Linked DNA regions of Homo sapiens: region 1 is linked to region 2. A link is an interaction called in ENCODE POLR2A ChIA-PET data of the cell type or tissue named here. Cell type or tissue: PC-9. All regions are shown on one strand. Links, peaks and the distances in the headings refer to the core of each region. The heading gives the core; the rest is flanking DNA. Region 1 has its middle 40 kb from the start of SULF2. Region 2 holds the start of LOC105372640 (a long non-coding RNA gene).

What was found. ChIA-PET counts read pairs that join two places held together with the same protein. Peaks named below come from ENCODE experiments on the same cell type or tissue, not always from the same donor. Only the 100,000 strongest peaks of a DNase experiment are listed, where the experiment ranks them.
Region 1: POLR2A ChIA-PET joins it to region 2 with 9 read pairs; 1 of 35 experiments calls an interaction of 5 or more read pairs at or near these places.

What each region holds. Positions count from the first base shown.
Region 1 is chr20:47,816,848-47,833,280 of GRCh38, reverse strand. It overlaps the pseudogene RNU7-173P. Among named protein-coding and RNA genes, the nearest start is that of SULF2, 40 kb to the right of the region's middle. RefSeq lists an enhancer at 6,487-7,187. In PC-9, for the core only: no CTCF peak of the experiment used is centred there; a DNase peak (open chromatin) is centred at 11,330; H3K27ac peaks cover 708 bases.
Region 2 is chr20:48,118,273-48,134,705 of GRCh38, reverse strand. LOC105372640 (a long non-coding RNA gene) reads right to left here and starts at 14,430. Exons shown (of 2, transcript XR_936803.2): 1 at 14,284-14,430; 2 at 7,892-13,837. RefSeq lists an enhancer at 7,847-8,732. In PC-9, for the core only: no CTCF peak of the experiment used is centred there; a DNase peak (open chromatin) is centred at 6,085.

The DNA of each region.
Region 1 (16,433 bases), core at 6,379-11,378, 300 kb after region 2:
GGTGCTATTGTTCATGTCTGAGGATTGTGTAGCTGGAGACCCAGGGAGGAGTCGGAGCTGCTGATCTAGTTTGAAGGCTGTGGAGCTGCAGATCCCAGGAAGAGCCGGTGCTGCCGTTCAAATCTGTGGGTCTTGGAGTTGGAGCCCTGGGGTGACCCAGTTCTTTCATTCATGTCTTAGGATCATGGAACTGGAAACCTACGGAGGCGGCGGTACTGCTGTTCTAGTTTAAGGATCGTGAAGCTGGAGACCTGGACAGGAGCTGGTGCTACCGCTGTTCAAATCTGAGGGTCATGGAGCTGGAGTCTTGGGGAGGTGCCGGTGCTGCCTCTCAAGTCTGAGGGTTGTTGAGCTGGAGATTCAGGGAGGAGCCGGTGTTGCTGTTGTTGTTGGAGGATTGTGGAGCTGGAGGCCAAAGAGGAGCTGGTGTTGCAGTTCAATTTTGACGGTCGTGTAGCTGGAGACCTAGGGAGGAGCTGGTGCTACCACTGTGTAAGTTGAGGTTTGCAGAGCTGGTGGCCACGGGGAAGAGCCAGTGCTATAGCTGAAGTTTGAGGGAACTGGAGACCCAGGGAGTAGCCGGTGCTGCTTTCTAGTTTGAGGGTTGTGGAGCTGGAGGCTTGGTGGGGAGCCGGTGCTGCCTCCCAAGTCTGAGAGTCATTGAGCTGGAGATCCACAGGGGAGCTGGTGCTGCTGTTGTAGTTTGAGGATTGTGGAGCTGGAGACCCGGGGCGGAGCTGGTGCTGCAGTTGGAGTTTGAGGGTCAGGGAGCTGGAGATCTGGGGAGCGGCCAGTACAGCTGTTTAAGCCTGAGGGTCGTGGAGCTAAACATGGAGCCAAAGTTGGGGAAGCAGAGAGAGAGAGTTACAGGATGACCCTGGAAATGGTAGACGTAGCTGTACCCCAAGCAAGCTAAGCTTGGGAACTCCTCAATGCTAGTGATGAATGCATTCTTTTTCCTCTTACACAGTTTGGATTTGTTTTCTGTGTCTCATGAGACAGAAAGATCTTGATTAATACCCTTAGGAATTGAAAAGCTTAAAAAACTAAAGGATGTTGGTAATAAAAATAATAAGAATTAAACCATGATTATCCTGGCTGACAGAGACAAAATCACACACACACAATATATATCTTTCAATCAGTTAGCAAAATTAAAAAAAATGGAAAAATAGACGCAAGCAAAGCTATAAAAAGTTGTTTCATGGAGAAGCGATGGAGGACAGCGATTAATCTGAGAGTTGCTATTAATGGAGAAACTGAGAACTTACCATTTTTCCCATGAGGTTTTGGTGTAGAATGATATTGTGTGAGTTCTGGCAGCTGAGTCACTTCACACAGCCCGGTGATGCAGTAGGTGTCACAGAAGGACCCTCTCCCAGTTAGTTCTGCCTCACTGCTCCGGTGAGTGCGGCCTCTGATCCCCAACAGCTGACTGTGTGTTGAGACCACGCCCATGAGCACAAGGGTTTCCACGGTGAAGGTTCCTGGATGGAACACTGTGGATGTCCCTAATGTTCCTTCCTGATGTTCATCTGCCATCTTGCTATTTAATGCAATGTCTTCTAAATATTGAATAGAAAAAAGTATTTGTACAATATGGGCAAGGTATAAAGAATATCCACACACTGGACACACAGACAGAGAGGGGCACCCACAGCAAACTCCCTTTGCCTGGGAGCAGGTGTGGTCCTTGAGTCCTATGTTGCCTGTTTCTTCCTCCGCCTTGGCCTACGGGCCCGATGTGATCTGACCTCTGCCTGCCTCTCCGACTCCATCCCCCCTCCCGCTCCTGTTCTTTCTAACAATTATGTTACAGCCTCAGTGAATGTGACAAGGACCCTGAATGACGGTGGCTTTACTAAGACAGAGGTTCATTCCTTTCACATGAAAGTCCAAGCCAGTCGGGTCATTCTTCTCTGTGCATTTTTCAGGGTCTTAGGCTACTTCCATCTTGCTGCTCTGACTTCCTTAGGGTATAGCTTCCCCCACAGTGTCCATCCTATCTACTGCCAGCCAGCAGGGAGGGGAGAAGAGAACAAGAGGACACAAATCTTCCTTCCTCTAATGGCAGTTGCTGTGCACTGGCCTCATGTGCATTGGTCACTGCCTGGTCACGTGGCCTCTGCTTGCTGCTAGGGGTGCTGGGAAGTTTTCATCCTGGATGCCAGTGCCCACCTGGGTGACTCCTGAGGTTGAGGGGAGAGAGGACATGAAAGAGAGTCACTGGCTCTTCCCACCATCATGCATGTCGTTCCAGTCTAGGGCGACCCACTGCCTCAGCTTGCTCAGGACTGAGGAGGGTCATGGGGCACAGACCTCTCAGTTTTATAACAGGGCAGTTTCAGGCAAATCATCCCAGCTTGGCTGAGACTCAGAATTTTCCTGGGATATGGGATTTCTAGTGTTAAAACTGAGAAAGTTCTGGGCAAACCTGGACAAGTTGGTGCCTGCCATGGGGCCTTTGCATCTACTGTTACCCCTGTCTGGGATTCCCTTTCTGCAGCTCTGTGTGGTGCTCACTCCTTTTCTGTTGAGGAAAGGCTGCTCTCTGGGTGTCCCCGGGTGCCTGTTCCGCTCTACTCAGCACTACATGCTCTGTGAATATCCCTCCATGCACTTCGTAGAATGAGATCTGTTCTTTCCACCCTTGCCTGCCCACTTCAGTTTCAAAGTCTCTGAGGATTATTCATTTTTATTCTCTTCAGCACTGAAAGATACATCTCTTTCCCTAAGGCTGTGGCTGGGTTCACGCATAGTTAGATAAATCTGATATTAATAATAACCCGAATGAAAAACATGTATTGAATCCCAAGATTATGATGTAGGAAGCACGGATTCTGAAGAGATGTCTAAGCCTAATAAAGGCCAAAGGGTGTGGATTAAAAGGAAATGTGGGGTGGAGAAACATTTCATGAAATAGAACCCCACCTCTTGGGTGAGTTCGTTGGTACAACTTTTCTAGAGGGCAATTTTGCAACTGGCCAATGAAGGTGCGTAACTTTTGGTCCCAAATTTCATTTATAGGCATTGATCCCTAGGAAATAGTCAGAAAAATATGCAAAGATGAATCTCAAGGATTTTTATAAGAAGAAAGAAGTAGGAAGCATAAATGCCCACTGGTGGTCCCACACCCTGGCACCAGTGCTCCCCTCTCCTAGTGGGCGGGCACAGGCTACATTTTCCCAGGCTTCCTTGCAGTGAGTTGTGGCCATGTGACCAGGTTCTGGCCAATGGGAGGCAATAAAAGTGTTGGGTGGTATTTTTGGAGACCCCCTTCTGTAACTTCTGTCTTGATATGGTTTGGATGTTGGTCCCCTCCAAATCTCATGTTGAAATGTGATCCCTGATGTTGGAGGTGGGGCCTGGTGGGAGGTGTTTTGGTGATGTGGGCAGATCCCTCTCACAATGGCTTGGTGCCATCCTGATGGCAATGACTGAATTCTTGCTCTGAGTTTATGGGAGATCTGGTTGTTTAAAGGGGTTGGCACATCCTCCTCCCTCTCTTGCTCTTTCTCTCGCCATGTGATGTACCTGCTTCCCTTTCACCTTCTGCCATGATTGGAAGCTTCCTGAGGCCTCCCCAGGAGCAGATGCTGGTGCCATGCTTGTACAGCCTGCAGAACTGTGAGCCAATTAAACCTCTCTTCTATAAATAACCAGCCTCAGGTATTCCTTTATAGCAACGCAGATGGACTGACACATATCTTTAATGTCATTTCTTAGTTGTTCCATCCTTTGACCTGCTTCCTGGAATAAGCGTATGATGGTTGGAGCTATTCTTGTCACCTTGAACCTTGAGGATTAGGCTTCTACCCTGCGGATAGCAGAATGTCCTCTGGAAGGAAATGAAAGTCCCTAACGCCACCCTAGACTGAGAACCTCCAGTTTTGTTTTTACTTTTTTATTTTTTGAGACAGACTCTTGCTCTGTTGCCCAGGCTGGAATGCAATGGCGTGATCTCAGCTCACTGCAACTTCCGCTTCCTGGGTTCAAGTGATTCTCATGCCTCAGCCTCCCGAATAGCTGGGATTACCGGTCCGTGCCACCATATTCAGCTAATTTTTTTTATTTTTAGTAGAGACAGGGTTTCACCATGTTGAGCAGGCTAGTCTCGAACTCATGACCTCAAGTGAAACACCTCAGCCTCCCAAAGTGCTGGGATTACAGGCGTGAGCCTCTGTGCCCGGCCCAGTCTTGGTTTTCATGAGATAAACTTCTGTCTTGGCTGAAGTTAAATCACTGATAGGTGATATGACCATAACTGGATAAAAAGTAGGAAATTCATGTAATACTTATATCTACATATGCCCATACCAAAAATGATAGTGATCTGTTGTTATCTATGTGTAAATATGGACACAAAATATTGTTTAGTGTAAACAAAGCTCTTCTTTTTTTTTTTTTTTTGAGACAGAGTCTCACTCTGTTGTGCAGGCTGGAGTGCAATGGTGAGATCTCGGCTCACTGCAACTTCCGCCTCCTGGGTTCAAACAATTCTCCTGCCTCAGCCTTCTGAGTAGCTGAGATTACAGGCACATGCACCACATCCAGCTATTTTTTTGTATTTTTAGTAGAGCTAGGGTTTCACCATGTTGTCCAAGCTGGTCTCAAACTCCTGACCTTCAGTGATCTGCCTGTGTTTACAGGCATGAACCACTGCACCTGGCCCATAAAGCTGTATTCTATTTTAATGAAGCAAAAATGCATAAGTGTGTAAGTGTGATCATATGTGTGTGTATGTCTAACAGGAGCACTACATAGCAAAATGCGAATGCTGCTTATCTTTGGTGTTGGTATCACGTGTGATTTAAAATCTTGTTTTCTTCTATTTTTAAAAACTTTCAAAATGAGTCATGACTTTGATTATTAGAAAAGAAATCTATAACAATTGAGAGGAAAGAAAACCCCACCTGTTGTTGAAACTGGCTGGAGCTGGGAGAAATGAGAGATTCCTTTGCAGGTGTCACCTCCCTACCAGAAAACTGGCCTTGCAGGAATGTCCCACAAGCCAGATGTGTCTCTTTCCCCCAGTCCCTGTGCCTGGTGTGAGGTCGTACAGACAGTGAGCGTCCTTCACAGAGTCTGACCTGCCAAGGTAGGGGGGAAGTGGGGGTTTAGTGACATTCAAAACCCGGGGGAGCCGAACAGGTGTGACTGTATGTTTGCAGGGTGACCTCTCCCCTCAAAGAGCAAGAAATAACTCTAGTGCAATTTCCAAACATTTACAAGAGAGGATTTTTAAACTTTTCACTTCTTTATTCCAAGTAGCACATTTGGAAGCACAAAATGCACAAAGAAGACCTGCTATTTACAATCACTTTCACTAAGCCAGTGTTATATTCAAAAACAGCAGATAAAGCTCATGGCTTTGATGAAAGGGGCAGTCTTTTCATTGGAAACAATTAATACTGCTCCCCGTTCTGGGGAGAATTTAAAGAAAATAATTTGGAAGGGGATATGGCTTGATACAATCAAATGATTTCAGATCACAAATGTAATCATTTGATCTTGCTTTAAAACCAAACATTTCAGAACAATCTGGCATCACATTCTCTTCTGAGTCTGTGAAACTCTGAATTCTGGGTGAGTTTGAATTCCCAAGGCAGGACTGAGGATAGAAAAGATTTGATGGCAGAAACCTGGTACTGTGGTTATCACGTGGGTTAAAGATGTAGGCTTGGTTAACCCACTGAACCTGCTTATGTATGAGGCTCACCTGAGAAGGTGATATGGACAAGCCCATCTTATGGGTCTGAGGGCTCTTCACCAGGAGTGGAGCAAGGAGGATGGCCCCAGCGTCCCCGTCTCTGAACACGTTTAGCGGGAGGGCTGTAGAGCCTGGACAGATCACCACTGGCTCCATGGGGAACTTTCAGCAGCACTCATTGCCTGTGTCTGTTCTGTGCCAGGCACTGCGCTCAGGGCAGGGATTTGGGATTCACCAGGGCACAAGGCGACGTGCGTCTGTCCTCACGGAGCCTAAGTGCTGGTGGAGACGGACAGTGCAGATGCCAACCGCAAATGACGAGGCACTTGCAGGTAGGGGTCAGCGCCAAGAAGGAAATGAAGGGTGCGTGTCGCTGACTGAGACTCTGGTGGGGGCTACTTAAATAGGGCCATGGGGGAGGGCCTCTCTGAGGAGGTGACATTTGAGCTGAGGCCTCACCAATCAGAAGGAAAAAGCTGTAAAGGGTCTGGGATTAACTCAACCTGGGGACTTTTAAAATAATGTAAGGTGTTCCAGCTCTTTCAGAATTTGTCTAGCACGTTTTCCGGTTGTCACTCCCAGGTGGGCTCGGGAAGAGGCATCTGTGCCCAGCTCGTGGCCTGTTCTTTGTACTTGCGGGGAAGGGGTCCCCTTCTCCCACAGCCATCCCCCCGGGGCCTGCTCCCAGGTGGGGTCTGGTTTTCACCAGAAAGCCCTCCATGCAAAAACAACAACAACAAAAAAACACCACCACAAAATTGAATTTGAATTAGTTGCCAGCATTTACATTTTAATTCTAAAAATCTGTATTTTCGACTTCGTTGGAAAGTCAGACTATCTGGCCATGCTGGGCTGGGATCTGGTGGATTTTGGTATTTTGGTTTCTGGTTAGGGAGGGTATTTGGGGTTTGCCCCTCCAGCATGTGTTCCAGTGTGGAGTGGGGATGGGGGCAGGCTCAGTGGGGGGATCTGCAGTGGCCAAGGGTCTTGGCTGTCTCCAGATGGCCGGACGGACCCTGCCACCTCCTGCTTGGGGTGTGCTGGGGTTCTTTGCTGCCCCTCCTCCCAGCCCACATCCTCTTGAACTCCACGGAGACCACCTCCATGTGAGGCTGGGAAGGGAAACCTGCCTTTGTAAGTGGAATCAGGTGAAATCGGGCTGTGACTGTGTCAGTCAGAAACTAAAAGGCCCTGTCACACCCGTGGCCAGGAAGACTGTCACCACGGTGGCATGCAAATGACAGAGATGCGTGGGACAGTGTCTACCAAGAGACGAGCCAGGTGAGGGCAGGTCGTCGTGAAGGAGGGAGGTGGGGTCCTCCCCACAGAGCAGCGCCATCCCACAGAGAAACGGCCTCTGGGGAGGGACGCGTTCCAAGGAGGCCCCGTGCAGTGCAGAGTGGGTGGCTCGAGGCCTGAATGCCGGGCACTCGGAGCGGTCAGTGTCCCCGTGGGAACAGGGCTGCTCGCAGCCAGGTGATTGGCAACCTTGGATGGTCAGCCCCTGTGTGCGTGTGAGGGGGTGGCCCTCTGCTCTGTCCCTTCTGAAGGCAGCTGTAAGGGCTGGGATCTAGTGGATTTTGGTATTTCGGTTTCTGGTTAGGGAGGGTATTTGGGGTTTGCCTCTCCAGGATCTGTCCCAGTGTGGAGTGGGGAGCAGCCATAAGGGATGGAGGCCAAAGCGCTCAGCATCAGACAAGCCTGGGCGAAGGTCCTACTTCCTGCCAGGCCAGTGCCTCTGAGCCTCAGTTTCCTCATCTGTATAGTGGGGTTAATCCCAACCATGTATACTGCCTGCCTGCCATGTGCCAGGCCCTTCTTACACATCTTTGATTGCTTGAGGGCAGGGACTTTATTATCCACCTTTAGAGTTGAGAAAGAAGAGGCATAGAAAGGTTAAACCACTTACCGGGGGTCACACAGCTGCTGTTGCAGAGTAAAGTCTCCAGACTCAAACAGAGCACTAAGCCCCGCCCTGCGCACCAACAGGTGCTCCAGGAATGTCAGGTGCCATTTATCACCCTCATCACCTGCTGGGAGTGCTCGTCCCATCATTCAAACCCCGTGAGCGTGAAGTGAGGGGACATATGCAGGATCGAGTGTACTGGCAGGTAACGTAAGTAAAGTAATAACCACAGGATGATATTCACAACCCATATTAGTGCTACCAACAGCCACATCTGCCTGCTTCTCTGGGCCCAGGATTGTCTGCAGGCTCCCAGGAGCTGGTCCTGACTGGGTCAGAAGAAAGGTCTGAGGTTATGAGAAGGAGTAGCTTGCCCAGCTCATGGCCTGTTTTGTACATTGGGAGTCCCTGTCCCCCACAGCTGTCCCCATGGGCCTACTCCCAGGTGGGCTTGGGAGACCCCAGAGCTGCGCGCCTTTAGGCCAGGGTTCTGCCGGGTGCTGTGTGTCTGTGGGGGTGACGCCCACCCCCCAACCCTCTTGCCCTGCCAGCTGCTGGACACACAGCAACTGCAGGGCATGAACTCTGAGACCAGGACCTCTGCAGGTCCTGGGAGGCAGAAGTTGCAGTGAACCAAGATTGCACCATTGCACTCCAGCCTGGGTGACAAAGCGAGACTCTGTCTCAAAAAAGAGAAACAGATATTTATATGAGACAGTCTGTAGAGGTTTGAAATGCAACATGATCCATCATGCGGAGATTTTTATAGAGAATTAATTGTTTCAGTTCAGTGTGAAGGGACTTAAACTCCTCTCTTCACTAGAATTTTCCAAACTGTTAAGGGGACATATGTAATTGTCACCTGCATCACATGCAATCAGGGGCCCATAAGAAGAAGTGAAACGTTCCTTTCTTACATGATTGTTTTTGGTGAATTGAGCAGTTTTGTATTCATCATTCAAAATGCACAGGCCAGGGGAATGCCCAATACTTCTGGCTGCCTACCCTCCCACTGCAACTAACGTAAGCAGGCAAGCAATGGCTGTTGATAAGGACACAACGGTCATCATCACATTTCAGGGGTTTTTGTTTGTGTTTGTGTGTGTGTGTGTGTGTGTGTGTGTGTGTGTGTGTGTGTATTTGTTTGTTTTGAGACGAAGTCTCACTCTGTTGCCCAGGCTGGAGTGCAGTAGCAAAATCTCAGCTCACTGCAACCTTAGCCTCCCAGGTTCAAGCAATTATTGTGCCTCAGTCTCCCCGAGTAGCTGGGATTACAGGTGCCCGCCACCACACCCAGCTAATTTATGTAATTTTAGTAGCGACGGGATTTCGCTATGTTGGCCAGGCTGGTCTTCAACTCATGGCCTCAAGTGATCTGCCCACTTCGGCCTCTCAAAGTGCTGGGATTACAGGTGTGAGCCAAAATTTCAGGGTTGTTTGTTTGTTTGTCTTTAAGACAGGCGCTCTCTCTGTTGCCCAGGCTGAATGCCGTGGTGTGATCATGGCCCACTGCAGCCTGAACCTCCTGGGCTCAAGCGATCCTCTTGCCTCGCTCTCCTGAGTAGCTGTGAATACAGGCGCATGCCACCATGCCCGGCTAATTTTTGTATTTTTTATAGAGATACGGCCTTGCCCTGTTGCCTGGGCTGGTCTCAAACTCCTGGGCTCAAGCGATCCGCCCACCTCGGCCTCCCAAAGTGTTGGAATTACAGACATTTCAGTGTTTTTAAAAAATCAAAAAAGCATGACTGGATACAATCAGGATTTCAGTAGAAGTAGAAAATATGGGAATGTCAGTGAGCAAATAAGTGCAGAGAGAACAGGGGATGAGAAGAGGAATGTGGGAAGATGGGAAGCGCTGGGCGGAGAAGAGGATGGGGACGGGCTGGGGATGAAGTCTGGAGTGCAAGCTACAGTCAGGAAACTGAAAGCTGCCCAAAGCATTAAGATTGCCCAAGCCAGAAGCACACGAGGCAGTTTTCAAGAGAGTAAGGAGCAAGAGATCATTAAACTCACTCACCAGGAGAGACAAGAGATGGTGGGAGTAATTTAATGAGAGAGGCCTTGACACTACAAAAAAATCTAAATTCATTCTTTGCCTGACTGTTCACAAGGGAGGAGGGGGAAGCGGTTGTCTTCAGAAAACATGATACATTTTTCTTAGGCAAAACTTACAGAGAGGAAGAGATGGGAAAAAGAAGCAACCGAGGTGATGGGAAATGGAGCTGATTTATTCTTGGTGTTGGAGCGGCAGTTTCTCTAACACAGATAAACTTTAAAAACCAGCTCAGACCCATCCCTTGAGCCCTCGCTTGTCCCTCTCCACAGGTCCCAGCCCGTTCAGAGTTTTCAAGGAAGCAGCTCCCAGGCTACTGCCACCTTCCTGGGACCTGTGAGCCCCTCATCACCCAAGCTGGCAGAATCCCTCCAACTCATGGCTCCGTGAAACCTGAGTGCCTGCCTCCGCTGACCAATTCCCTGGGTGGATTTTCTTCTGGTGGTCGGAAAACTGTATCAGTCTTTTCCAGATGTCTGGCATTACATTCTGTCATTTGGAATACAGTTGATTCTTGAACAATGTGGGAGTTGGGGGCACCAAATCCCACGCAGTCAAAAATCCACATATAACTTTTGACTCTGCAAAAACTTAACTACTGATAGCCTACTGTTGACCAGAAGCCTTACTGATAACATAAACAGTTTTCGTATGTTAAATGTATCATATACTGTATTCCTACAATAAAGTCGGCTAGAGCAAAGAAAATGTTATTAAGAAAATCATACGGAAGGGAGTATACATTTACTCTTCATTAAGTGGAAGTGGGTCACCATGAAGGTCTTCATCCTTGTCTCTTCACATTGAGTAGGCTGAGGAGTAGGAGGAGGAAGAGGAGGGTTTGGTCTTACTGTCTCGGGGTGGCAGAGGCAGAAGAAAATCTGCGTATATGTGGTCTCTGGCAGTTCTAACCTGTGCTGTTCAAGGGTCCATTGTATTTATTACCCAGTGGGCTGAAATCAAGATAAATTAAGCACAGGTAAGTCCCATTTCAAGAAGTCCAATACATAAAAATCTGCCCATAGAATACTCAAATGAAACAACCAAAAGAGACCCAAGGCTCTTTTGGATCCAATTTCCTCAACACTGAAGAGGAGAATGTGGCCCTCTGAGAGGCATTCAGTTGGACTCTGTGTAGTGAGATTGCTGTTTCTTTATCTAGGGTCTGGGCACAGGAGCGTGTACCTGGTGAGGATTAATTGAAATGTACTCTTATGATCTGGGCACGTTTCTTTTCTTCCTCTTTCTCTTCTCCTCCTCCTCCTCCTCCTCCTACCCCTTCTTCCTCTTCTTTTTTTTTTTTTTTTAAGAGATGAGGTCTGACTATGTTGCCCAGGCTGGTCTCAAACTCCTGACCTCAAGTAATCAACCCACCTCAGCCCCGCAAAGTGCTGGGATTACAGGTGTGAGCCACCACTCCTGGCCTGGGCACTTTTCTTATGTATGCTATCATTCAGTATCTTTTACTCCCAGGGGGATTTTGATTGAGGAAGAGCAAGGCATTTTTTGTTTTGTTTTGTTTTTGAGATGGAGTCTCGCTCTGTTGCCCAGGCTGGAATGCAATGGCACGATCTCGGCTCACTGCAACCAACCTCGTCTCACTTGTCCTCCCAAAGTTCTGGCATTACAGGCATGAGACATCGTGCCCGGCCTGAGCAAGACATTCTTTAAAGGTGAGCCACCCCCCTGCGAGGGTGTTTGAGCCACTCCCTCAGGAACCACCCATTCCTGGTTCTTTCCCACGGGATTTGCTCCAGCCTCTGCTGCTCTGGCTTCCCCAGCTTCCCACTCCTGGCTCCCCTCCTACCCTCCTGCTTTGTCACGTCCCCTCCAGATCCCCCAAGGACCCTGGCTGGGCTGGCTTTCCCATCCCAGAGTCCCCTGTGGCCCCCACTGTCTTGGCTCAGGGAAGCCTCTTTCCCAGACAGGCCCGTCCTGGCCACCACCCCACCCTCCATCCCCCAGATGGCACACGTACAAGTCCATCGCAGACCCCATCAGAGCCCAGATTTCTTTGGTGAAGATGTGACTTGGCACAGATGAACCCACTCTCTTGAAATTTCATTTCTGGGCTGCATAACCCAGCGGCAGGGCACAGCTAGCATCCAGACCCCCTGTAATGATTTAGAGAAGGAAAAGAAATCTTGGACGGGCGTGGTGGCTCACACCTGTAATCCTAGCACTTCGGGAGGCTGAGGCAAGTGGATCACATGAGGTCAGGGGTTCAAGACCAGCCTGGCCAATATGGCAAAACCCTGTCTCTACTAAAGATACAAAAATTAGCCGAAAGCGGTGGCACATGCCTGTAGTCCAAGCTACATGGGAGGCTGAGACGGGAGAATTGCTTGAACCCAGGAGGCGGAGGTTGCAGTGAGCCGAGATCATGCCATTGCACTCCAGCCTGGGTGACAGAGAGAGGCTCTGTCAAAAAAGAAAGAAAGAAAGAAATCTTAGAGCCCAGGAAGAGAACAAGAACAGGCAAGGCAGACAGTGACTATCAGTCTTCCCCAGTCAGCTTTCCACCCTGCAGCCTCCACGGTCTTTCTCCATCCAGCTCCACGCATGGTCACTCCACTGCGTAAAAACCCTCCAGCTCCTGAAATGGAAAAATACACTTCCGAAGCGGCGTGCTCCCATCACTAACTCCCCCAAAAACTCACCGTCCACACCCTGTGCATATTCGATGTTGGCTCTTATCTTTAATTTCCTCTCCCCATTTTATCTTGGCTTATTTAGGGTTTTTTTTTTGGTTGTGTTTTGTTTTGTTTTTTGTTTTTTCCTATTTTTTGAGAACTCAGTACTTTTACCATCGCCCTTTTGAAACCCTGGAGCAATACAAGCATTTAAGACTATAAATTTTCTTCTGAGTACAGCACTAGCCGAGTCCCTCAGATGCTGGTGTAAACTATTCTTGTTGTTTTCTAGAAACCATCATTCTAGTTTTGGTTTCTGCTTTGATCTGGGAGTTATCTGGGAGAGAGTTCCTTCCCCAGTAAAAGGCACTGTTCTCTGTCCCATTCAATGCGTTTTGACAAATGTGTCTACTCAAGTAAACATCATCCCAATCAAGACACAGAGCATTCCTAGCAGGGCTATCTTTTTTTCTATTTATTTATGTATTTATTGAGACAGAGTCTCACTCTGTCACCCAGGCTGGAGTGCAGTGGCATGCGATCTCAGCTTACTACCTTTGTTTCCCGGGCTCAAATGAGAGCTCCCACCTCAGCCTCCTGAGTAGCTGGGACCACAGGTGTGCACCCCCACATCTGGCCATTTTTTTGTATTTTTGGTAGAAATGGGGTTTCTCCACGTTGGCCAGGCTCGTCTGGAACTCCTGAGCTCAAGTGATCCACCTGCCTCAGCCTCCCAAAGTGCTGGGATTACAGGCATGAGCCACCACATCTGGCCAGGGCTATCTCTTTACCATTTATTTTAATGTCATTTGTAATGATCAGAGCATGGCCTATAATCTTTATTTTTTAAATTTTGTAAAGGTTTCTTTTGTATTCAAAGAAACAAAAGAAGGAAATAATTTATTAAAAATTCTTAAGCATCAAATATCCTCACCCTTGTGTACATTTCCAGCTCTGTTTCCGTATCCCTTCCATGAATTTCCTCTTCACTGCGCTCCTAACCTGGTCTATCCATCCTTAAACTATAGCTCTAATCATGCCCCAAACACACCCCCTCTTTCAATAGATTGTGAGTAGCTGAAGGGTCCGAGGCTGCATGGTTTCCATCTCTGTGTCTCTGCAGCTAGACCAGTGCTCAATGTGGCAGAGGTGCTCCACCAACATTCACTGACTACAGGTGAATTAAATACACCTGTGCCGTGGGGGGACCCAGGCAGGAGGGCAGGTGGTTCAGAGAACACTTCCTGCAGCTGCAGCCTCATCTCTACCTTGGCTCCATTCACAGCGAGATATTTCAGATTCTTCTTCAGAGAGCCTGAATAATTAAGGGAAAACATTCTAACATTCACCTATTGGTTTTTCTGCCAAGCCCCAGTGGCTTGAAATAAGTAAATCATTTAAACCATCCCATCCTTGTGTCTCGGGGAAGGTGGTGATAGACAGGGAATCGATAGATTCAATCAGGGGAGTGAGAGGCATGCGGATAAAGGTCCCTGGCCAGGGCCTGTCTGCGGCCCTCATGGCTGGAGATGCCTCGGAAATCCAATCAGGGCTCTTCACAGGGGACATCACCGCTGACTGTCACTGCATTCTTACCCCTGAGCTGGCCGAGGGTCCCTGCCGAGAGACAGGGACACGTGGGCTCAGGAAATAAAGACTCAAAGCCTCCACTTACCCCACACCTCAGCCTCCGAGGGATGCGGGGTCACCTGCTGGGAGGGAGGGGCAGAGGCCACACTGGGGGTGGCACATGGGTGGGACCCGGTCCTGCCTGGCTGAATGTCCCCCATGCTTTATCTCTTTCCCAGGCCACCTGGATTTTAAGAGCACTCACCTGACGCCCTCATGCCCCAGATTTCCAGCCCGGCAGCACCCTTGACTGTGGCTGCCAGGCTCTGTGCCATCTGGCCCCTGCCTGCTCTCCTCTTCCACCTCCTCTGCTTTCCTCCTGTTTCACTGGCTTCTCTCTGCTACTTTTTTTTTTTTTTTTGAGACAGAGTCTCATTTTGTTGCTCAAGCTGGAGTGCAGTGGCTCAATCTCGGCTCAGTGCAACCTCTGTCTCCCGGGTTAAAGCGATTCTTTCGCCTCAGCCTCATGAGTAGCTGGGATTATAGGTGTGTGCCACCACACCAGGCTAATTTTTGTATTTTTCATAGAGACTAAAAATAGTTAGGGTTTCACCATGTGGGCCAGGCTGGTCTGGAACTCCTGGCCTCAAGTGATCCTCCTGCCTCAGCCTCCCAAAGTGCTGAGATGATAGGCGTGAGCCACCACACCCGGGCTTCTGCTACTTCTTTGAACCAGGGCCCCCACCTCCTGTCAGGCCTGTGTGACGCTAGCCCCGCTGCCTGGAACTCCCTTCTCCCAGCCCCGCAACAGCCCTCCTAGCTCAGGAACTCCCAGAGGATAAACATGAGATGATTTGACAAAGCAAACGGGGCTAGCACTAAGATCGCTGAATCCTGTAGTGGTTCTTCTCCAATTCTTCAGTCACCTCAAAGAAAACACCTTGATTTGGTGCTGATGCGCCTTTAGCTCCTTTCCAGACCTTGCATTTCATCCTTTTGAACAAAGAAAGGACAGGCCCCGGGCTTCCTGCAGAATGAAGCCCTTCTGTTTAGGTTTATTGCTTTTAGTTCTACAGTCATCATCCTTTTGCATGGAAAAGATGCTGGTTTTCTATTTACTCTGGTGATAGAGTTTTCCTTTTGAATTAAAGTTTCTTAATAAAAACAAAAATGGAGTTGCTAAGCAACATACACTGATGTTAGAGTTGGCAGAAATGGCCAAAGGACCGGGGCATGGATGAAATCACACTCCTGGGTTGCTCCAAAATGTTCAGTAAAATGTGTCTCTATTAGCTACTTGGGGATGTGGAACTTGGAGATGTGAAAAGCAGAAGAAGAAGCCCACGATGTGGTTGGATGGAGGGACCCTTGCAGAAGCAAGAAGGGCAGCTGTGAGATGCAGAGTGGAGAATTCGACCTTAGCAGAGGCCAGAAAAAAGAGCTGGGAGGAGCAGGAAAAATGTCAGCTCTGTGAATGGCAGAAATCGTGACGATGATGATTTTGGACATCCCGTGCGCTCAGGATTTAAACACTGGGGTTACAATAAGATTCTATGGTCCTTTCAAGCCGGAATTGCTGGTCACATGAACAAATTTACGGGGAAAATAACAGCCACGGGTAACTCAGGCAAGTCAGGTCCCCCAGGCTATGGATAAACAGTCATGCCTGAGTCAGCCTCTTTCTTGAATATTTTTTTTCCAGTTACCTGAGCCAATAAATCCACCTTTGCCTTAGACCATTGGGGTTTAATTTTTCTTCACTTAGCAGCTGAAAGAATCTTAACTTACAGAAACCACAGAACATAGACATAATTACTCTTCCATTTTACAGCAGAGGAAACTGAGGCCCCACCTCCTTCTATCTTTATCCTCGGATTTTTGAGACCGTTGCCTTCTGCTTCATCCCAGACATCTGTACCCTGTTTTCTCCCATCCAAAGAGAAGGAAAAAAAGACAATGTTCACACCCCACTGGCCATGTTTTGGTCACAAGGAGGCCTGGGAAATGCAGTCTTTATTCCAGGCAGCTAGGCTCACTGCTACCAGGAGGGATGCTGAGGTCATCCAGCAGTCTCTGCCACAGCTGGGTAACCCCAGCCCTGTCCCTGTCCCCCATGGGGCAGCTTGAGTGCAGGACAGAGGACCTGCAAGCCCCACACCAACCTGACAGGGCACCTTCATCACATGGCCTGGCCAGGTCATCCTCACAGGAGGACAGCACTAGGGTCTGGGCAGGACCAAGGCTCTGGACAGGCCAGAGAGAAAGGTATGAGCAGTGACGGGAGCAATATCCAAAAAGGCCCCACCCCTTTCCTGGGTGCCCAGGGAACCCCAGGGTCTCCCTCAGTGCTGCTGGCTCCTTCCTGCACCAGGCACCTGAGACAGAGGCTGCAGTGAGAAGACCCCGTGGTCAGTCACTCTTGCATTGGATGGGAAACTCCTCCCTTTGAATGAAATGCTAATTATAGCCTGCATGTGTGCAGTCTGTTACCTGCTAAAAATATGCTGTCTTATTCTTGTCTGCACAGGTGCAGCTGAGTTGGGGGAAATCATGCTGTTT
Region 2 (16,433 bases), core at 3,832-8,831:
GTAGAGACTTTTACGTGTGCAATACAGTATTGCTCTCTATAGGCACAATGTCAGGCAGCAGATCTCTAGAACTTATTCATCTTGCTTAAGTGTAATGTTACACCTGTTGATTAGAAAGTTTCCCTTTCACCCTCCCCCCAAGCCTCTGGCAACCACCATTCTACTCTCTGCTTCAATGAGTTTGCCTATTTTTGATACCTCATATAAATGAAATCATGTAGTATTTGTCCTTCTGTGACTGGCCTTTTTCACTTAGCATAATGCTTTCAAGGGTCATCCATGTTGTCATAGATTGCAAGATTTCTTTTTTTTTAAGGCTGAATAATATTTTATTATATGTATATATTACATCACATTTTAAAAATCCATTCATCCATCAATCAAGATTGATTTCACATCTTGGCTACTGTGAACGATGTTGCGATGAAGATGGCAGTGCTGAGATCTCTTCAAGGTCCTAATTGCAGTTCTTTTGAATAAATACCCAGAAATGAGATTGCTGGTTCATATGATAGTCCTACTTTTAGTTTTTTTGAGGAGCCTTTATGCATTTTTCCATAGTAGCTGCACCATTTTGCATTCCCACCAACAGTGTAGCAGGGTTCCAATTTCTGCACATTCTCACTTGTTGTCTTTTGATTTTTTGATAATAGACATCCTAAAAAATGATGTGTGGTGATATCTCATTTTGGTTTTAGTTTGCATTCACCTGATGATTAGGGATGCTGAGCATCTTTTCATATAGCTATTGTATGTGAGACACCACATTAACAGAATGAAGGAGAAAAATCTCGTGATCATGTCAAGTGATACAAAAAGAGCATTTCATGAAACTCAACACTCTTTTATCATAAAAACACTCAAAAACTAGGCATAGAGAAAAATTATTAACTCAACATAATAAAGGCCATATATGAAAAGCCCACAGTTAACATTACACTCAATGGTAAAAAACTGAAAGCTTTTCCAGGAAGAACAGGAAAAAGACAAGGATGCTTACTCTTACCACTTCTATTCAACATAGTACTGGAAGTCCTAGCCAACACAACAAGTCAAGAAAAAGACATAAAAGGCATCTAAATTGGAAAAGAAGAAGTTAAGCTTTCCCTTTTGCAGATGGCATGATCTTATATATGGAAAACCCTAAAAACTCTTAAAAAAAACCTGTTAGAATTAATAAACAAATTCAGTAAAGTTGCAGGATACAAAGTCAACATACAAAAATCAATTGTGTTTCTATATACTCACAACAAACTATCTGAAAAGGAAATTAGAAAATCAATCCAGTTTACAATAGCATTAAAAAAATACTTAGGAACAAACTTAACTAAGGAAGTGAAAGATCTGTACACTGAAAACTACAAAATATTGATGAGAAAAATTAAAGAAGACACAAACAAATGGAGAGATGTCTCATGTTCATGGATTGGAAGACTTAATTCTGTTAAAGTGTCCCTACTACCCTAAGCATTCTACAGATTCAAAGTAATCCCTATCAAAATCACATGGAATTTTATTTTTACAGAAATACAAAAAAATTCAGAAATTTATATGGAACCACAAAAGACCCAGAATACCCAAAATAATCTTGAAAAACAAGAACAAAACCAGAGGCATAACATTTCCTGATCACAAAATATATTACAAAGTTATAGTCATTAAAACAGTATGGTACTGGCATAAAGACAGACCTATAGATGAATGGAATTATAATAGAGGGCCCAGAAATAAATACCCAAATATATGGTAGGATGATTTTCAACATGGGTGCCAAGAATACACAATAGGGAAAGGATAGCCTCTTCAATAAATAGTGGTGGGAAAATTGGATATACATATGCAAAAGAATGAAATTAGATCCTTATCTTTGTCTTACACCATTTACAAACATCACCTAAAAATGGATTAAAGCCTTAAATGTAAGATCTAAAACTATAAAGCTCCTAGAGGAAAGCATAGGGGAAAATTTCATGACATTGGTCTTGGCAGTGATTTCATGGATACAACACCAAAAGCATGGGCAACTAAAGCAAAAATAGACAAGTACGATGCCAAACTAAACAGCTTCCGCACAGCGAAGGAAACAATCAGTAGAGTAAAAAGGTAGCCTACAGAATGAGAGAAAATATTTGCAAACTATGTATCTGATAAGGGATAATTTCCAAAATATATAAGGAACTCCTACAACTTTATAGCAAAAAATCCCTAATAACCCAATTAAAAAATGGCTAAGGATTTCAATAGACATTTCTCCAAAGAAGCATGACTTTTAATTAGCCTAAGCAGCCTTACAGAAGGTGGGATATGGAGCAGGGTAATTGTGCAGAGTGATTTTCCCCTAAAAGATCAGCTGCCCTGGATGTCCCAGCTGGTGGGAAGATGTTCAGCCCATGCTGGGGCAGGGCCACAGAAGGGCTGAGCTGGACATAACCAACCACAACTTTCACCCGGATGTATCTCTTTGCAGCCAGGAGGCCATGACTTTTAATGGAGGGTTGCAGATCTATTTTATGTATGCTAGATGAGATTTTAAACAGACCTCAAAGAGCTAAGACAACTGCCCCCAAAAGGGCAGGGCTGGATTTTCTATCTTGGACCAAATAAGCAGGGATGAAGGTAAAGGGAGGGGTATAGAGCCAAACCTGCTTTTTATGACTGGGAAGGGGGAAGCGGGGGTCTGAATCTAGATTTAAAGGAGGAAATAAATAGAAAATGAAATTCCTTTTTCTTAACAAATAAAATAATCGGGGCACTGTGGTTTCTTAGAGGAGAAATTATTTCACTCTTCCTCCTTCTCCAAAGCTATAGATTTTTCTACTCCTTTGCTCGTTAATCAACTAGAAATGTGACTTGGGGGAGGCAGAGCAACAGCATTTTTTGCTCTGGAGTTCATTAGGAATTCTGGAAAGCTGACATCATAACTCACTCCTAGTGCAGCTGGCTGCCAACTTCCCAGAATCTGAGGTTGGGGAGCCCATTTAAAGCTGCAGGCAGCCTTTCTGCAAAATAACTCAGCTCAAATAGGATGTCTATTTATAAGCAGGACATCAGGATTTTCCTAGGAGTCTAGACTTCAACAGCTCCTTTAGTCCAGGAAAATGTCGGCTTAAAAATTGTATTACCACAGGCTGGGTGTGGTGATTCATATCTGTTATCCTAGCACTTTGGGAGGCCGAGGCAGGAGGATCACTTGAGGATGGGAGTTCGAGACCAACCTGGGCAACATGGCTAAACCCCCAATTCTATTTTTAAAAACAAAAAAATTAACCAGGAGTGGTGGTGCATGCCTGTAGCTACTACAGGCACTTGGTAGGTTGAGGTGGGAGGACTGCTTGAGCCCAGGAGTTCAAGGTGACAGGCAGCTGTGATTGTGGCACTGAACTCCAGCCTGAGCAACAGAGTGAGAAAACCCTATAGCTAGTAAGAGAGCAAAAACTAAGTTAGACGTGTCAGAAATAATAACAAAAGCCAGTAGGAAAATAGGATTCTCATTGCTAAAAAGCAGACGTTCATAAGACACATACCTGCACGTTGCTATTTTGCCAATTTAAGTGTGACCTATAAAAATAATGTAAAAGAGTTGGTTATTGACAATCTTTTCCCATAAAATATTTAGAAGTCTTGCTTCCTTATTTTATGAACTTGACTTTTTTAAGGAGGAGAGATGGATTATTCAATTCAACAAATGGGCAATGAGCTCCAACAAAAGGCTGCCTTGTTTATCTTGAATTTCGGAAGTGAAATAGACACGGGGTCTTGATGCCCCATCAAGGGCATTGCCCCAAGGGCAATGCATATCTGAAGTGTTGGGCTGACAATCTCAGCCCTCCTTAAGAAATAACATCGATCGTAAGCACCTTCAGAAAATACAGGCAGAAGAAACACTCCTAACTCATTTTATGACACTCACTTATGACACTATAATACCCAAATATGACAGATAGTCAGATTTCAGCACTGAACAGATAGTCAGATTTGGGTATTATAGTTTCAAGACATCTCAAATTTATTCCAATGTCTCTGGGCTATGCTGTTTCCAGCAAATGTCTACCAGGAGCTTCCACGATAGGCACGATACCTTTTGGTGGAAAAGAACATCTACTCGCTACCGTTTTTTTCCTCCCTGGACTAGTGTCATCTGCCCATAGACAATAGCTTTTTCTTTAGTACTTTTGTGAAACCTTCATCTCATCCACTCCAATGTCTTTGATTGGCCATTATGTTCACCAGGTTCACAATAAAGTCAGAAAGAGGTGACAGTATAACATTGCTTCTCCTTCTTCTCCCATGTTCAATTCAATGTGTCAGAGGCTCCTGTTGGTTCTTTCTTCCAAAACATTGGAATCTGAATGCAACTCCTGGTCTCTGCCGCTGTCATCGTGGGTTAAGCCCCATCATCCTTCTCCTGGTTTGCTGACAGCTCCCTAACTTGACTTCTTGCTTCCCTTGTCTATAGACTCCTATGTACAGAAATGAAACTGTTCAAGGATATTCTTTTTAGCCTTTTTATTTTAAAATCAAACACAGGTACAAAAAAAACACAAAAATGTATAGCTTAGTGAGATATTATACACAAATATTCTTATCACCAAGACTAAGTCAAGAAAGAGCACCTGGCCAGAGTCCCCTTCACGGCTGCATCCCAATCACAGTCTGTCCCTTCCTCCCTCCAAAAGTAACCCTCATGCTGATTCTCATAGTCAACAACCTCCCTACAATCTGCATGGCTTAATCACCCCCATGTGGCTCCCTAGACAGCATAGTTCACGTTACCCATTTGGTAAATCTTGGTAAGTCTCTTAAATTTCCAGATTTCCCTTCCATGCCTGTCTTTTTCTTAAAACTTCTTTGTCACAGTGCCTGAACCCTGTGACCTATAAAGATTTTCACAGTCTGGATTTTGGCGAATCCGAATTTATGGTGCAGTCAGCACATTCCTGTCTCTGTCCTGTGTATTTCTTGCAAAATAGCAGCTGGATCCAGCAACTTGTTCAGAATTAAGTGTGATTGTGAAAAAAAAAAAAAAGTCTGAACTATAAAGAAGCTATTGGGGAACAGTTGTAAAGTTGTAAAGTTAGATCATGATGTTAAAGCCCACCCACCTAAGACTGCCAGGAACTTCCCTGCAGTCACAGTCAGTTTATTTAGCTTGCTGCAGTCAGGGAGATTCCCACGCCCATGGCCACCTGGGGGCATCTCAGTAAGGGGGAAGGGGCAGTGCTTTTTAGAGGACCTAGGCTTCTACAGAATGGTTCCAAAAAGGGATTAAGGAGGCAAGGTCAAGAAGTGAGGGCAACTTGGTGATTGCGTATCTTAAATACTTTATCTCAGGAGTGGGAAGCTTGAAGCAGGCTAGAGTTGTCACTGGTAAAGAGGCAGCTGTCACTCATGTTAGAAAAGGGGCATGTTCAGTCATTTCTGTGGCTGCAGAGTGGTCTTATCCCTGCCTACCTCTAAACACAGTCAACTTGTGGCCTTGTCTGAACGAGTTCATATTCTTTGAGTGTGGTTCATGTCGACTCAGGAGCATCATGGCCTGGAGGGTTGTGTTTCTCAGTTCCCTCCATAGTCTAGATGCAAACAGGACTGTTTTTTTTTTTTTTCTCCCTTACCAATGATCATATTATGGAAGGCCTTGGTTTTCACCCTGAGAAGGTTTGTATATAACTTGGCAGATGAGACAGAGTTATCAAAGATAGTTGGGTGCTGGAGTAATCAAGTTAGAATTGTACTTGAGAGATCAGGTATCTGTCAGTCTTTTGAAAGAGAAAGGACAGGAGGTAGGGTATTAAGGGCAATTATGGTCCAGGCTAGAGAAGGTGCAATGCCAATGAAGGTACCAGGCATAGGAAGAAAACAAGCTGACCAATAGAGGAGGCATCTGAGGGAGGGAACAACAGGCTGTCCCCTGGATTGGATGCTGGCGGTGGAAGAAGATAAAGTAGGAGGTGCTGATGTTTGCTCACCCAACAGCTGTCCCCACCCTACTTGCTAACAGGATTTTTTTCTAGGCAAAATGGAAATGGATCACAATTGGTCAAAACCAGCCTTGGCTATGCCAGTCACCTTTGCCAGATACTTCCCAGCTCCCTTTACAGTGAGGACTTCCCTATGACTCATTCTGGCCCAAAAGACCGAAGAGGATTGTGACAGGTCTCCTAAGAAAGGTTTTCATTTCTTATAAAAATAACAGGTGTAAAGAGGGTGTTCCTTTGAATTGCCCCTATTTCGTTGTTTTGGCTTTGATCCTAAACTGGAAGCATTGAAGCCAAGCCTTTGATTAGCTCCCATTTTCTACAATAGGAAATTGGAATACGTAATGCCCAGATCTGCACCCCACCCCCCAGTCTTTTCCTAAAAACACTGGTATTTTCTTTCCTAAAAACACTGGTATTTTCTTTTCCTATCTTTTGAGATGGAGGTATTGCTCGTGTCTGGGTGAATTGCTTATGCCAATGAGATGTTCGTAGACACGGCACAGGCAGAAGCCTGGAATGTGTCGGCACTGCCAGGCCTGCCCTCTAATGCTCTTGATTTTTCCCACGAGACGAGCGTGCCCCAGGGAACTTTGGCTCCAGCTGCAGGATGAGAGGCATGTGGAGCACGCAGGGTTCCAACCCTCAGCCTGGAGTCAAGCCCAGACTAGATCAGCCTAAGCCCAGCCAAGCCACGGGTGCAGGAGTGAAAAGCAAATGCTAACTGTCCATGACATTGACTTTCAAAGGGGCGTGTCATGTTATGTGGCTCATCCCAGCAACAATGAAGATATTTCTCTATCAGTCAGTCGGTAAATAATTATTGACAATGTGCAAGGAAGCTGGAGTGATTGGAGTAGATTTGGTCACTATTCTTATGGAGCTTATTTTCTAGAGGGGAAGACATATGATGGATCAATAAATATAAATTATTCTATTAGGTTGGTGCAGCAGTAATTCCAGCACTTTTTTGCCAGTAAAGGTAATGGCAATCAAAAGTGGGGAGGAGCCGGCGCTGCAGTTCATTGAAAGTAATGACAAAAACTGCGATGACTTCTGCACCAACCTAATAGAATAAATTACGAGTGCGCAAAACGCTGTGATGGGAAAGTTCCAAGTGCCAGGACAGCATCTAGCTTCCTGGACTCAGGAGATGGGGGTTTTCAACCTAAGCAAGGTTAAGTCCAAGTGGTGGGGGCAGGCGGGGGGGCGATATTTCAGTGGAGACTCCAAGGATGAATGGAAATTAGAAAAGTGAACGCAGATGGTGAGGGGGGAGGGGTTTCAGGCACAGAGAACAGCATGTGCAAAGGCCTAGCGGGGAGGACATCGTGTGTTCTGGATGTCCTCCCCGCTGAGGGGCGGGGACTGAGGGGCAGCCAGCAGGCTGGAGCTGAGCGGGTGGAGAGGAGGATGGGGAGCCGGGCAAAGGCGCTCCACGCAGGGGGCACAGCAGGGGCAAAGGCCCGGAGTCAGGCCTGAGCCTGTGTGGTTTCAGGAAGTGACAGAGGCCTGTCTGGGAGGAAAGTAACAGCAGAGGGGAGACCATAAGGTCAGGGCAGAGGGCAGGGCCGTGCTGGGCACTGTGGGCTGTGGATAGGACCTGGCATTTATGCTCGGGTGAGGGGAACATGTTAGAAGATTTTAAGGAGGGCAGGAACATCTGGGGATAACGTGTATTCTAGAATCTCAACCAAGTAAATTCTAGTTTGAATGTTCACAAGACTTCTGCACAGGCAAAGTGAAAGATCGTTTCTAGAGCTGTGAGATAAAATCATAGTAAAAGAGAGTTACTAAGTTTTTAAAGGTTATTTCAAATGGTGGATTTCCACCTTACAATTGAATATAAGTAGATTGTAAGGTTGATGGAAAGTAGAAAAGTTTCCTGACTTGTGTGAATATAAAAGAAACATCAGTTTGAAAGAAAACATTTATTTATTTACTTCCTCTGCAGTTTTCCTGACTGCTACATTTCATGAGAAGGGATTATTCTTGAGGGTTCTGGAGCTGCAGCCCAGGGGAGGAGCCAGTGCTGCCACTGACACCTCAGGGTCGTGGAGGTGAAAATCCCAGAGGAACAGGTGCTCCTGTTGCAGTTTGAGGTTCCTGGAGCTGGAGACGCAGGGAGAAGATGGCGCTGCTGTTCTAATTTAAGGATCATGAAGCCGGAGACGCAGAAAGGAGCTGGTGCTGCCACTGCTCACATCTGAGGGTTTTAGAGCTGGAGCCTGGGGGTGGAGCTGCTGCTGCCTTTGAAGTCTGAGAGTCATTGACCTGGAGGTCCAGGAAGGAGCTGGTGCTGCTGTTCTAGTTTGAGAGTCATGGAGCTGCAGACCCAGGGAGGAGCAATGTTGTCATAGTTCAAGGGTCAGGAAGCTGATGACACAGGAAGGAGAGATCTTGATCTGCTTTGAGGGTCGTGGAGCTGCAGACCCAGGGAGGAGCAATGTTGTCATAGTTCGAGGGTCCGGAAGCTGGCAACACAGGGAGGAGAGATCTTGTTTTAGTTTGAGGGTTGTGGAGCTGCAGACCCAGGGAGGAGCAATGTTTTTGTAGTTCCAGGGTCCGGAAGCTGGTGACCCAGGGAGGAGAGATCTTGTTCTAGTCTGAGGGTCGTGGAGCTGCAGATCCAGGGAGGAGCAATGTTGTTATTTGGGGACTGGAAGCTGCAGACCTAGGGAGGAGAGGTCTTGTTCTAGTTTGAGGGTCATGGAGCTGCGGACCCAGGGAGGAGCAATGTTGTTTTAGTTCGAAGGTTCGGAAGCTGGTGACTCAGGGAGGAGAGGTCTTGTTCTAGTCTGAGGGTCGTGGAGCTGCAGATCCAGGGAGGAGCAATGTTGTTATTTGAGGGACTGGAAGCTGCAGACCTAGGGAGGAGAGATCTTGTTTTAGTTTGAGGGTCGTGGAGCTGCGGACCCAGGGAGGAGCAATGTTTTCATAGTTCAAGGGTCCGGAAGCTGGCGACACAGTGAGGAGAGGTCTTGTTCTAGTTTAAGGGTCGTGGAGCTGCAGACCCAGGGAGGAGCAATGTTGTTATTTGAGGGACTGGAAGCTGATGACACAGGGAGGAGAGATCTTGTTTTAGTTTGAGGGTCATGGAGCTGGAGACCCAGGGAGGAGCAATGTTTTCGTAGTTCGAGGGTCCGGAAGCTGGTGACCCAGGGAGGAGAGATCTTGTTGTAGTCTGAGAGTCATGGAGCTGCAGATCCAGGGAGGAGCAATGTTGTTATTTGAGGGACTGGAAGCTGCAGACCTAGAGAGGAGAGGTCTTGTTTTAGTTTGAGGGTCGTGGAGCTGCAGACCCAGGGAGGAGCAATGTTGTTATTTGAGGGACTGGAAGCTGATGACACAGGGAGGAGAGATCTTGTTTTAGTTTGAGGGTCGTGGAGCTGCAGACCCAGGGAGGAGAGATCTTGTTTTAGTTTGAGGGTCGTGGAGCTGCAGACCTAGGGAGGAGCCATGTTTCCATAGTTCAAGGGTCAGGAAGCTGGCAACACAGGGAGGAGAGGTCTGGTTCTAGTTTGAGGGTTGTGGAGCTGCAGACCCAGGGAGGAGCAAGGTTGTTTTAGTTTGAGGCTCCGGAAACTGGCGACGCAGGGTGGAGAGGTCTTGTTCTAGTTTGAGGGTGCGCCCAGGGAGGAGCAATGCTGTCATAGTTCGAGGGTCAGGAAGCTGATGACACAGGGAGGAGAGATCTTGATCTGGATTGAGGGTCGTGGAGCTGCAGACCCAGGCAGGAGCAATGTTTTTGTAGTTCGAGGGTCCAGAAGCTGGCGACACAGTGAGGAGAGGTCTTTTTCTAGTTTGAGGGTCGTGGAGCTGCAGACCCAGGGAGGAGCAATGTTGTTTTAGTTCGAAGGTTCGGAAGCTGGTGACCCAGGGAGGACAGATCGTGTTCTAGTCTGAGGGTCGTGGAGCTGCAGATCCAGGGAGGAGCAATGTTGTTATTTGAGGGACTGGAAGCTGCAGACCTAGGGAGGAGAGGTCTTGTTCTAGTTTGAGGGTCATGGAGCTCCCGACCCAGGGAGGAGCAATATTTTCATAGTTCAAGGGTCCAGAAGCTGGCGACGCAGGGAGGAGAGGTCTCATTCTAGTTTGAGGATCATGGAGCTGCTGACCCAGGGAGGAGTAATGTTTCTGTTGTTCGAGGGTCAGGAAGCTGGCGACCCAGGGAGGAGAGATCTTGATCTGGTTTGAGGGTTGTGGAGCTGCTGACCCAGGGAGGAGCAATGTTGTCATAGTTCAAGGGTCAGGAAGCTGACGACACAGGGAGGAGAGATCTTGATCTGGTTTGAGGGTCGTGGAGCTGCGGACCCAGGGAGGAGCAATGTTTTCATAGTTCGAGGGTCCGGAAGCTCGCGACCCAGGGAGTAGAGGTCTTGTTCTAGTCTGAGGGTGGTGGAGCTGGAGATCCTTGGACGAGCTGGTGCTGCAGTTTAAATCTGTGGATCCTGGAGCTGGAGCCCTAGGCATTAGCTGGTATTGCTGTTGTTCATATATGAGGGTTATGGGGCTTGAGGTACAGGGAGGAGACGCTGCTGCTGTTCAAATCTGCGGGTCGTGTAGCTGGAGAGCGGGGAGGAGGTAGTCCTGGTGTCTAGTGTGAGGGTGGTGGAGCTGTAGACCTGGGGAGGAGCTGGTGCTGCTGTGTAGTTTGAGGGTCATGGAACTGGAGACCTAGGGAGGAACCAGTACTACCGCCATTGAAGTCAGAGGGTTGTGGATCTCGAGTTTTCGGGGACAGCCCGTGCTGCTATGTAACTGTGGGGAGGATCCAGTGTGTCAGGTGATGTCTGAGGGTTTGGGAGCTGGAGACCCAGGGAGGAGCCGGTGCTCCTCTTCTAGTTTGAGGGTAGTGGAGCTGGAAATCCTGGGAAGAGCCAGTGCTGCCATTTAAATCTGTGGGTCCTGGAGCTGGAACCCTTGTGGGAAGCCGGTTCTGCCATTCATGTCTTAGGGTCGTGGAGCTGGAAACCCAGGGAGGCAGCGGTGCTGCTGTTCTAGTTTAAGGATCATGAAGCTGGAGATCTGGACAGGAGCTGGTGCTACCATTATTCAAATCTGAGGGTTGTGGAGCTGGAGCCTTGGTGAGTTGCCGGTGCTGCCTCATCTGAGAGTTGCTGAGCTGGAGATCCAGACAGGAACCTGTGTTGCTGTTGTAGTTTGACGGTCATGGAGCTGGAGACTCAGGGAGGAGGGGTGCGGTTCTAGTCTGAGGGTTGTGGAGCTGGAGACCCAGGGAGGAGCTGGTGCTGCTGCTGTTTAAGGCTGAAGGTTGTGGAGCTGGAGACCAGGGAGGGAGCTGCTGTTGCTGTTGATCAAGTCAGAGGGTCATGGGGCTTGAGGTACAGGGAGGAGCTGGTGCTGCTGTTGCAGGTTTAGGGTCATGGAGCTGGAAATCTAGGGAGGAGCTGCTGCTGCTGTTCAAGTTTGAGGGTCGTGTAGCTGGAGAGCGGGAAGGAGGTAGTCTTGATGTCTAGTGTGAGGGTGGTGGAGCTATAGACCTGGGGAGGAGCCGGTGCTGCTGTGTAGTTTGAGGGTCATGGAACTGGAGACCTTGGGAGGAGCCAGTGCTACTGAGGGTCGTGTATCTGGAGCTTTGGGGAACAGCCCGTGCTGCTGTTTAACTGTGGGGAGGATCTGCTGTGTTAGTTGAAGTTTGAGGGTTTGGGAGCTGGAGACCCAGGGAGGAGCTGATGATGCCATTCTATTTTGAGGGTCATGGATCTGGAGACCTGGGGAGAGGCCGGTACTGCTGTTGTAGTTTGAGGTTCGTGGAACTGGAGACAGGGGGAGGAGCCGGTGCTGCTGTTCATGTCTGAGGGTTGTAGAGCTGGAGACCCAGGGAGAAGCCCGTACTACGGCTTTTTAAGTCTGAGGGTCGTGGAGCCTGAGACCTGGGGAGGGGCCAGTGCTGCTGTTCAAATGGCTCATTCCGGGGTCTCCAGCTCCATGACCTTCAAACTAGGACAGCAGCAGCAGCTCCTCCCGGGGTCTTCCAGCTCCATGACCCTCACACTAGAACAGCAGCAGCAGCTCCTCCCGGGGTCTTCCAGCTCCATGACCCTCACACTAGAACAGCAGCACCGGCTCCACCCTGGGTCTCCAGATCCATGACCCTCAAACTAGAACAGCAGCACTGACTCCTCCCCGGGTCTCCAGCTCTACAACCCTCAGACTTGAGGAGTTGGAGACTCGGGGAGGAGCCAGGGCTGCTTTTCTACTTTGAGGGTTGTGGAGCTGGAGACCCAAGATGCAGCAGCTGCTGCTATTCTAGTTCGAGGGTCTTGGAGCCAGAACCTTTTTGAGGAGCTGGTGCTGCCTTTCAAGTCTGAGAGTCATTGAGCTGGAGTTCCAGGGAGGAACCGGTGTTGCTATTCTAGTCTGAGTGTAGTGAAGCTGGAGACCCAAGGAGGAGCCGGTGCTGCTGTGTAGTTTGAGGGTCGTGGAACTGGAGACTTAGGGAGGAGTTGGTGCTATCGCCCTTTAAGTCAGAGGGTCGTGGATCTGGAGCTTTGGGGAACAGCCCGTGCTGCTGTTTAACTGTGGGGAGGGTCCGGTGTGTCAATTGAAGTTTGAGAGTTTGGGAGCTGGAGACCCAGGGAGGAGCCGGTGATGCCATTCTATTTTGAGGGTCGTGGATCTGGAGACCTGGGGAGAGGCCGGTACTGCTGTTGTAGTTTGAGGTTCGTGGAACTGGAGACAGGGGGAGGGGGCGGTGCTGCTGCTGTTCATGTCTGAGGGTTGTAGAGATGGAGACCCAGGGAGAAGCCCGTACTACGGCTTTTTAAGTCTGAGGGTCGTGGAGCCTGAGACCCGGGGAGGGGCCAGTGCTGCTGTTCAAATGGTTCCTCCCCGGGTCTCCAGCTCCATGACCTTCAAACTAGGACAGCAGCACCAGCTTGGAGCCAGAAACTTTCTGAGGAGCCAGTGCTGCCTTTCAAGTCTGAGACTTGTAAGAGCTGGAGACCCAGGGAGGAACAAGTGTTGCTGTTCTAGTCTGAGGGTAGAGAAGCTGGAGACCCAAGGAGGAGCCTGTGCTGCTGTTCATGTCTGAGGATTGTGGAGCTGGAGAACCAGAGGGGAGCTGGTGCTGCTGATCGTGTTTGAAGGCTGTGGAGCTGGAGATCCCAGGAAGAGCCGGTGCTGCCGTTTATATCTGTGGGTCTTGGAGCTGGAGCCCTAGCGGGGAACCCGGTCCTGCCATTCATGTCTTAGGGTCGTGGAGCTGGAAACCTAGGGAGGTGGTGGTGCTGCTGTTCTAGTTTAAGGATCATGAAGCTGGAGACCTGGACAGGAGCTGGTGCTACCGCTGTTCAAATCTGAGGGTCATGGAGCTGGAGCCTTGGGGAGGTGCCGGTGCTGCCTCTCAAGTCTGAGGGTTGTTGAGCTGGAGATTCAGGGAGGAGCCGGTGTTGCTGTTGTTGTTGGAGGATTGTGGAGCTGGAGGCCGAAGAGGAGCTGGTGTTGCAGTTCAAGTTTGACGGTCGTGTAGCTGGAGACCTAGGGAGGAGCTGGTGCTACCACCGTGTAAGTTGAGGGTTGTGGAGCTGGTGGCGCTGGGGAACAGCCAGTGCTATAGTTGAATTTTGAGGGAGCTGGAGACCCAGGGAGTAGCTGGTGCTGCTGTTCTAGTTTGAAGGTTGTGGAGCTGGAGGCTTGGTGGGAGCTGGAGCTGCCTCCCAAGTCTGAGAGTCATTGAGCTGGAGATCCCCAGGGGAGCTGGTGCTGCTGTTGTAGTTTGAGGATTGTGGAGCTGGAGACCTGGGGCAGAGCTGGTGTTGGAGTTGGAGTTTGAGGGTCAGGGAGCTGGAGATCTGGGGAGGAGCCAGTGCTGCTGTTTAAGTCTGAGGGTCGTGGAGCTAAACATGGAGCCAAAGTTGGGGAAGTAGAGAGAGAGAGTTACAGGATGACCCTGGAAATGGTAGACGTAGCTGTACCCCAAGCAAGCTAAGCTTGGGAACTTCTCAATGCTAGTGATCAGTGCATTCTTTTTCCTCTTACACAGTTTGGATTTGTTTTCCATCTCACGAGACAGAAAGATCCTGATTAATACCCTTAGGAATTGAAAAGCTAAAAAAACTAAAGGATGTTGGTAATAATAATAATAGGAATTAAAACATGATTATCCTGGCTGACAGAGACAAAATCACACACACAAAATATATATCTTTAAATCAGTTAGTAAAATAAAAAATAAATGGAAAAATAGACCCAACCAAAGCTATAAAAAGTTGTTTCATGGAGAAGCGATGGAGGACAGAGATTAATCTGAGAGTTGCTATTAATGAAAAAACTTTAAACTTACCATTTTTCCCGTGAGGTTTGGTGTAGAATGATATTGTGTGAGTTCTGGCAGCTGAGTCACTTCACACAGCCCGGTGATGCAATAGTTGTCACAGAAGGACCCTCTCCCAGTTGGTCCTGCCTCTCTGCTACAATGAGTGTCGCCTCTGATCCCCAACAGCTGACTGTGTCTTGAGACCACGCCCATGAGCACAAGAGTTTCCACGGTGAAGGTTCCTGGATGGAACGCCGTGGATGTTCCTAATGTTCCTTCCTGATGTTCACCTGCCATCTTGCTATTTAATGCAATGTCTTCTAAATATTGAATAGAAAAAAGTATTTGTCCAATATGGGCAAGGTATGAAGAATATGAATACACTGGACACACAGACAGGGAGGGGCACCCACAGCAAACTCCCTTCGCCTGGGAGCAGGTGGGGTCCTTGAGTCCTATGTCACCTGTTTCTTCCTCCGCCTTGGCCTACAGGCCCCATGTGATCTGACCTCTGCCTGCCTCTCCGACTCCATCTCCCCTCCCGCTCCTGTTCTTTCAACAATTATGTTACAGCCTCAGTGAATATCACAAGGACCCTGAATCACGGTGGCTTTACTAAGACAGAGGTTCATTCCTTTCACATGAAAGTTCAAGCCAGTCGGGTGATTCTTCTCTGTGCATTTTTCAGGGTCTTAGGGTACTTCCATCTTGCTGCTTTGACTTCTTTAGGGTGTAGCTTCCCCCACAGTGTCCATCCTATCTACTACCAGCCAGCAGGGAGGGGAGAAGAGAACAAGAGGACACAAATCTTCCTTCCTCTAATGGCAGTTGCTGTGCACTGGCCTCATGTGCATTGGCCACTGCCTGGTCACGTGGCCACTGCTGGGGTGCTGGGAAGTTTTCATCCTGGATGCCAGTGCCCACCTGGGTGACTCCTGAGATCGAGGGCAGAGAGGACATGAAAGAGAGTCACTGGCTCTTCCCACCATCATGCACGTTGCTCCAGTCTAGGGCGACCCACTGCCTCAGCTTGCTTAGGACTGAGGCGGATGATGGGGCACAGACCTCTCAGTTTTATAATAGGGGAAGTTCTAGGCAAATCATCCCAGCTTGGCTGAGACTCAGAAGTTTCCTGGGACATGGGATTTCTAGTGTTAAAACCAGGAAAGTTCTGGGCAAACCGGGACAAGTTGGTCCCCTTTACTCCAGACCCACTGGCTTCCGTTCTGCTCCTCCAGCAGGCCAGGCCAGGGCCTGCCGTGGGGTCTTTGTATCTGCTGTTACCCCATCTGGGATTCCCTTTCTGCAGCTCTGTGCGGTGCTCACTCCTCTTGTGTTGAGGAAAGGCTGCTCTCTGGGTGTCCCCGGGTGCCTGGTGTGCTGTACTCAGCACTACATGCTCTGTGAAAATCCCTGCATGCTCTTCATAGAATGAGATCGGTTCTTTCCACCCTTCCCTGCCCACTTCAGTTTGAAAGTCTCTGAGGATTATTAATTTTTATTCTCTTCAGCGCTGAAAGATACATCTTTTTCCCTGAATCTGTGGCTGTGTTCATGCATAGTCAGATAAATCTGATATTGATAATAACCTGAATGAAAAACATGTATTAAATCCCAAGATTATAATGTAGGAAGCAGGGATTCTGAAGAGATGTGTAAGCCTAATAAAGACCAAAGGGTGTGGATTAAAAGGAAATATGGGGTGGAGAAACATTTCATGAAATAGAACCCCACCTCTTGTGTGAGTTAATTAGTACAAGCTTTCTAGAGGGCAATTGGCAATTGGCCAATGAAAGTGCATAACTTTTGGTCCCAAATTCATTTATAGGCATTTATCCCTAGGAAATAGTCAGAAAAATACACAAAGATGAATCTCTAAGGATTTTTATAAGACGAAGTAGGAAGTATGAATGCCCACTGGTGTTCCTGCACCCTGGCACCAGTGCTCCCCTCTCCTAGTGAGTGGGCACAGGCTACATTTTCCCAGGCTTCCTTGCCATGAGTTGTGGCCATGTGACCAGGTTCTGGCCAATGGGAGGTAATAAAAGTATTGGGTGGCATTTTTGGAAACCCCTTTCTGTAACTTCTGTCTTGATATGGTTTGGATGTTGGTCCCCTCCAAATCTCATGTTGAAATGTGATCCCTGATGCTGGAGGTGGGGCCTGGTGGGAGGTGT